2 separate regions of the Homo sapiens genome follow, and region 2 is linked to region 1. The links are chromatin loops, found by intact Hi-C in ENCODE. Cell type or tissue: natural killer cell. All regions are shown on one strand. Links, peaks and the distances in the headings refer to the core of each region. The heading gives the core; the rest is flanking DNA. Region 1 overlaps ACOXL (acyl-CoA oxidase like). Region 2 holds the start of LOC124907866 (a long non-coding RNA gene).

Region 1 (2,916 bases), core at 113-2,612:
CACTTCCTGACAACCACCATTTTACTTTTTGTCTCTATAAATTTGACTATTCTAGGGACTTTATATTAGTGGAATAATACAGCATTTGCCTTTTCGTGACTACCTTATTTAACTTAGCATAATTCTTCAAGATTCATGCATATTGTAGAATGTACCAGAATTTCATTCCCTTCTGTGGGATAATATTCCATAGCATGTATAGGCCACGTTCTGTTTCTCCATTCATCCATCAGTAGACACTTGGGTCGCTTCCACCTCTTCGCCACTGTGAATAATGCTGCTATGAATTTGGATGTACAAATATCTCTTTGACACCCTGCTTTCAATTCTTTTGGGTACATGCCCAGAAGTGGAATTCCTGAATCCTATGGTAACTCTAAGTTTAAGTTTTTGAGGAGGGGCCATACTGTTTTCCTATCGATTACCATTTTCCTTGTCATGTTGACCCCAAACCCAGATGCCAGAGTTGAGGGAAGGGGTCCTCTTTGTGTGGGTAGGGATACCTTTGGCATCAAGATTTGAGACTTTAGATTCTAAATCTAAGACCAGATTTGGAATTTGGAAGCAGATCAGATCTGCTTCCAAAATTCTAACATGGGCGTCAGGACCAAGAGAGATGGTGGGGAAAGCCCCAGCAGACTCCTTTAGTAGACAGAAGAGGGGATGAAGGAAAGGGGGACAGGAAAACGTGGTTCCAAAATGACAATACTGGGAGGATGGGTTCACTCTTGAAGAAGAATGGATTTGGGGACCTTAAAGGCGATGAATGTGCAGAGGAGGGAAAGAAGTCACTAAAATCCTGTACCCTTGGCCAGCCAGCAGTGCCTCTCAGGCTGCTGCAGACACAGAGGGGGCAGGATTGCCTCAGAGCCGGAGGGGCTCTTGTGTGGCAACAGAGGACTTGAGGCCCAAAGGAGGCCTGATTTTGTTTGCATGCATATGCAGTGGTGCTTCAGCTGTTAGCTCTCCTTTATTCAAATGAACAGCGTTCAGGGTGAGACCATCCTCCCGCATGTGAGCATGCAAGTATGCATACACGCACACACACACACACACACACACACACACACACAGTGTAACACATGCCCACCCCAACCACTTCCACTGCTGACCCCAGACACCTCTAACTCTTGCTAGACCAGTTATTCCAGATCTGTCTGTGGTATAGAGGGGTGTGTGTGTGTTGGGGGGGGTGTATGTGTTTGTGTGTGTCTTCATATGAGCATGTGGGTAGGGAGCTGAGGGGTCAGGAAGCAGAGAAAGAATCATCATATTTCGATGGTGTAAATGTACCAAGCAAGGAGAGCCTCTGCCATGACTGCCTGCGCGCTTAACAACAGGTCCTGCTCATGTTTCGTTTATTATCATGGCGCTTTAATTTATTTTTGTAAAGTCAAGCCATTTTCACAGAGTGGAAAATTGTCTCTTGATGTTCATTCCCCACTGTTTGGCTTGAGGTTTTTGGGTGGAATCCACACAGTGGTGACAGCTGGGTAACCCCCAGAAGTGCCCTTTGCAGATAACAGCTCTCGGGGCCCCATCACCCACACAGTGGGGAACAATTTCCCCACTGTGTGGGTGTTTTGTTTTTTTCTCTTTCTGCAAGATTGAAAGAGAGTTTAGATGTTCTTCCTGCCTGACGCAGTGCAGCAGAGTGAAGAAGGCTGCTCCCTCCTGGTGAGTGCCCCTGGGCCAAGATAAAAGAGGAAACAGGCTCAGAGGTGAGCATCACCCCTTTGGCTCTCACTTGTCTGATACTGGAGAGAACACGTGAACTAATGCGTGGAATCTGTGCACATGTCACTTATGCTTGTATTTCTAAGAAGAGCTCGTGAAAGTGGAGGATGAGAGCAGTGAACTAATTCCTAACACAACGATTTTGCTTTGTTTTTTCATTAGTTATGTTTCTTTAATAAACGAAGAAGGAAGCAAATTTTCCATTTGGTTCTGTGATAGTTAAATGGAGGTCCACAGAGTTGTGACTCTTAAGCAAAGTCTAAATGCAGTTCTTTCCCACAACTGACTTCTTTCTATTGGCTTCTCACCTAAGAAAGGCTAAATCTGGCATCCTGTTCAGGCCTGTGCCCAAACCTAATATGGGAGTTATAGTCACCGGCCCCGTAAGAGGCCCTGGCACCCCTCGAGGGCTGGACGGGGAAAGAGAGAGTTGGGGAACCTGCGTGTGATCGAACTGCTCACAGTGTGACCGTCCTGAGCTAGACTATTGGAGGCCTGCCTTTACAACAAAGTACAGACCCGGGGTGATTAAGCACTCATTCTGAGACTGTGCTCGTGTTTTTGTTTAGAATGAGCCCAGATGGCCTAGAAGAAGTGAAGGGGTTGTGTACTTTTGTGTTCTGATTTAGATTAGAAGCAGAGTTTGAAGTTCATAGATGAATCAGAATGCTTATTGAATGAAAAAGCAGCATCAATGAGCAAATGAAATTGCCATCTTGAAATACAAAAGGGAGGAAAAGACCAGAACCACAGCCATCAGGCCTATTGGATTTTGATTTCAAGTGTTGGCAAATACCTAGCAACTCCCATTTGGGGCTGGTTTGATCTTGTGGAGACAGCTGAGGAGACCGTTTTCCTCCAAATTTTGTAAAAATAAACAAAAATGCCTTTCTGCCCTTTTTTCCCCTTCCAGGGAATAGTTGTTTCTGTCACTGAGGCTCTCTGGTAGACTGTTCCATCTGTCTCTTTTTCAGACTTCACAGTGAGGCTCCAACCAGATATACACAGGGTTGCCAAGAAATTATTCAACCCCAATGGTATAATCTTAAAACAAAGCCATCTTTTGGATGGTTGCGTTTTTGATGGCCTTAACACAAAATATTGCCCCTAAATGGCAGCCTATGAATATTCACGGAGTGCCCAAGTCATATGCTTTTCCTTAGTGAGACTCTTGAGGGC
Region 2 (2,916 bases), core at 136-2,635, 200 kb after region 1:
CTTAGGCTGCCTACCTAGGTGAGCCAAAAGTGTGGAAAACCCTGGCAAGCTGCCCACCTGGATTTAATTAAAACTTTGTCTTTGAAGCAGAGAGCAGTAAACAGCAGCAGATCACAAAGGTGCACACACATACTTTCCCACCACTAAGACTCATGCTTTCACACAGAAACCTTGCAGACTGACCTTGAGGTACAAATATTTCCATGATGTCACTTCAGTGCTGTACCACCAGGAAACCGCGTGCACCAGGAATTGCATTTCTTTATCTAAAAACCAGCTTCTTTACCAGGTGTCCTCTGACTTTAGAAATGGGTGGAAAAAAAATAGGGTGTCACTCTGAGGGATTTTCAACTCATTTGCCTAAGATGTGATATTTTTGGTCTTTAAAAAAAAAAAAGCTTTCAGTGATGTTAGTTTTATAATAAAGAAGCGCTGCTCATACCAAGTGTTGGGTTTGTCTGGGAACCCTGATTTTTCAGAGTCCTGGGCGTCTGATACACTGACTTAGAATGATATAGATTCAGGCACATGGGCGTTTCTTGTTTGCCACGCTTAATTCTCTGTTTCCTGCTTTAAGTTCTATTCTGCAAGGACCTTTCCTTCCAGGTGCAGGCTGGCTTTCCATGACCTTGAAGCAGCTCTTGGGCCCTGGATGCTCACCTCTTTTCTCTGCTCACCGGCCTTTGGTCTTTCTTCCCTCTATCCTGTGTTTTCTCCTACCATTTGCTTCTTGCTTCTCTCTTGTTCTTCTCCTACTGTCCATCTCTCCCCATTTGCAGGAGGTGAAGCTCCTGGGCTCCCCTGGAGGTTACATGGGCATCTCAGAGGCATTTTGGGGTACAGAGGGCAGCGACAGAGCCCAGCCCCAGAGACCACACCTCCAGGCCTGCTTCTAGTGGTCCTCATGGCCTCCCCGACTTGGGATGCCGCAGCCCCCTCTGAGTTTCTTCACATCTAGAGTGAGAGGTGAAAAGAGATGTAACCAAAGGCCCCTCCTCCTCTCACCATTTCACCTTCTTGCTGACTTTCATGGTGCTCTGGCTGGCTTCTCTAGCACATTCGGTTAGAAACTAACAGATTGGGGTTGGGAGAGGAAGGCTAAGATGGCCTGAGGTTTCCTGGAATTTGCGTGACCTCCAGTGGCGTTCAGTATTTTGTGTCTTACCTGTTGGTTTCTGCAGACTGTGTGGCCTCAGCAACAGAGGATGATTTATGTGGGCGTTTTCTCAATATTTGCAAATATTTGAACAGGCATCATCAAAGAAAGAAGTTTCACTGAACAAAAACGTGTGCCGAGTTCATATATACTGAAACTATTTTATGATTTTTTTTAGGAGATTGAGGTTTTCTAATGTCACATATCAGAAGGCACCATGTGGGTGTGACAATGGTATGCTGGGTTTTTGTAGATGTTATGTGAGAAAACCTATTCAGGGTGACAGTAGATTATTTTGACTACAGTCAGCCTGCAGGTGATTGTATGTTTGCTCTAGTGAGCTATCCACTTTGCAGACTGTCTGAAATAAATTCCCACATTTAACTTAACCTCATGAAAACTTGTTGGAGGCAAAAAACGTAGATCTGGGCCAAATATGATATATATTTTTTTGAGACAGAGTCTTCTTCTGTCACCCAGGCTGGAGTGCAGTGGCGTGATCTTAGCTCACTGCAACTTCCACCTCCTGGGTTCAAGGAATTCTCCTGTCTCAGCCTCCCCACTAGTTGGGAGTACAGGTGTCTGCCACCATGCCTGGCTAATTTTTTGTATTTTTAGTAGAGATGGGGTTTCACCATATTGGTCAGGCTGGTCTTGAACTCCTGACCTCAGGTGATCCACCCGCCTCGGCCTCCCAAAGTGCTGGGATTACAGACATACGCCACTGCGCCCAGCTGATATTTTTTAAAATTATATTTTGCATGCATTCCTGCATTGTCAAACATTCCAATGTTGCATTCTACATTGTCAAGGGTAATTGAGATCTGAGCACAAATATTTAAAGGGGTACCATTAAAAATGCAGCTTGTATGGCAGGCATGGTCCATGATTGTCCCAGGCAGCCTAATTTTGACTCAAGTCAAAAGCCCCTCCCTCAATCACATAGCTCCACCTTGCCTAACCTGAGAAGATGCTCTATAGACAGACTGCCAAGAAGATGCAAGAGATGAACTTGGTTCATCAGATGGCTGAACCAAGGTCAGATTCCCCTGCAAAGACAAAAACATTGAGATTTTGAAGATGGCATAAGCCAGAACATTCATCTGACAACCAGGAAAAGCAGGAGGGACAGGAAAACAAGTGACTAGCCACCATTGCATAGCTAGTCAGCCGGCAATAGAACTAGGACCAGAAAGCTGGGCTTCTTCCTGCGGGGCCCACTCAGATGAGCAAATTCATAGAAAATTCCACCACTCCACCCCTTCAGCACCATGAGAGCACACACGGGAGGTGTGACTGCAGTGGAACCATGAGGGGTACTGTGGTGGCAGGCTTCTGGAGTCACTCTCAAGGCTTGTTAATCACATCCTTGTTGCTGGGGGTCCTGTAAGACAGGAGAAAGCCAGCTTCTCTGTGACTCAGTTTCCCATCTACCAAGCAGAGGTGGAAGCTGTTACTGGCTTAAGTAACAGACCCTGCAGACCCGAGAAGGGGGCTAGGGAAACGGTACCCAAGGGTAAGATAGCTGTTATCAGGAGTTGCCTCTCAGATTTCACTACAATTTGAACCATAGAACAATATTTAGATTCCATAAATTACTCATTTGACCCTGTTCGCGTTTGATCTCCATACCTACCTGTTTCTTCACTGATTCTTAGTCCTATTTGCCAATTAATCTCTTTGGTCCCTCTCGGTCACTACCTTGGAGAGCCCATTTGCCCTTGGCTCCACCTGCACTCGCCTGTGACTCCAGGTGTCAC

Evidence for each region. A loop is a pair of places that touch in the nucleus more often than their neighbours do. Peaks named below come from ENCODE experiments on the same cell type or tissue, not always from the same donor. Only the 100,000 strongest peaks of a DNase experiment are listed, where the experiment ranks them.
Region 2: it touches region 1 in a loop (7-fold over the local background); 2 of 110 quality-filtered maps call a loop at or near these places.

The regions. Positions count from the first base shown.
Region 1 is chr2:110,845,603-110,848,518 of GRCh38, forward strand. All of the region lies in intron 10 of ACOXL (acyl-CoA oxidase like), which reads left to right. Among named protein-coding and RNA genes, the nearest start is that of ACOXL, 110 kb to the left of the region's middle. RefSeq lists an enhancer at 1,560-1,629. In natural killer cell, for the core only: no CTCF peak of the experiment used is centred there; DNase peaks (open chromatin) are centred at 1,179, 1,579 and 2,099; H3K27ac peaks cover 1,327 bases.
Region 2 is chr2:111,049,878-111,052,793 of GRCh38, forward strand. The region is part of intron 16 of ACOXL (acyl-CoA oxidase like); the gene reads left to right. It overlaps LOC124907866 (a long non-coding RNA gene), which reads right to left and starts at 300. Exons shown (of 2, transcript XR_007087182.1): 1 at 184-300. RefSeq lists an enhancer at 1-269 and a silencer at 1-269. In natural killer cell, for the core only: no CTCF peak of the experiment used is centred there; no DNase peak of the experiment used is centred there; H3K27ac peaks cover 790 bases.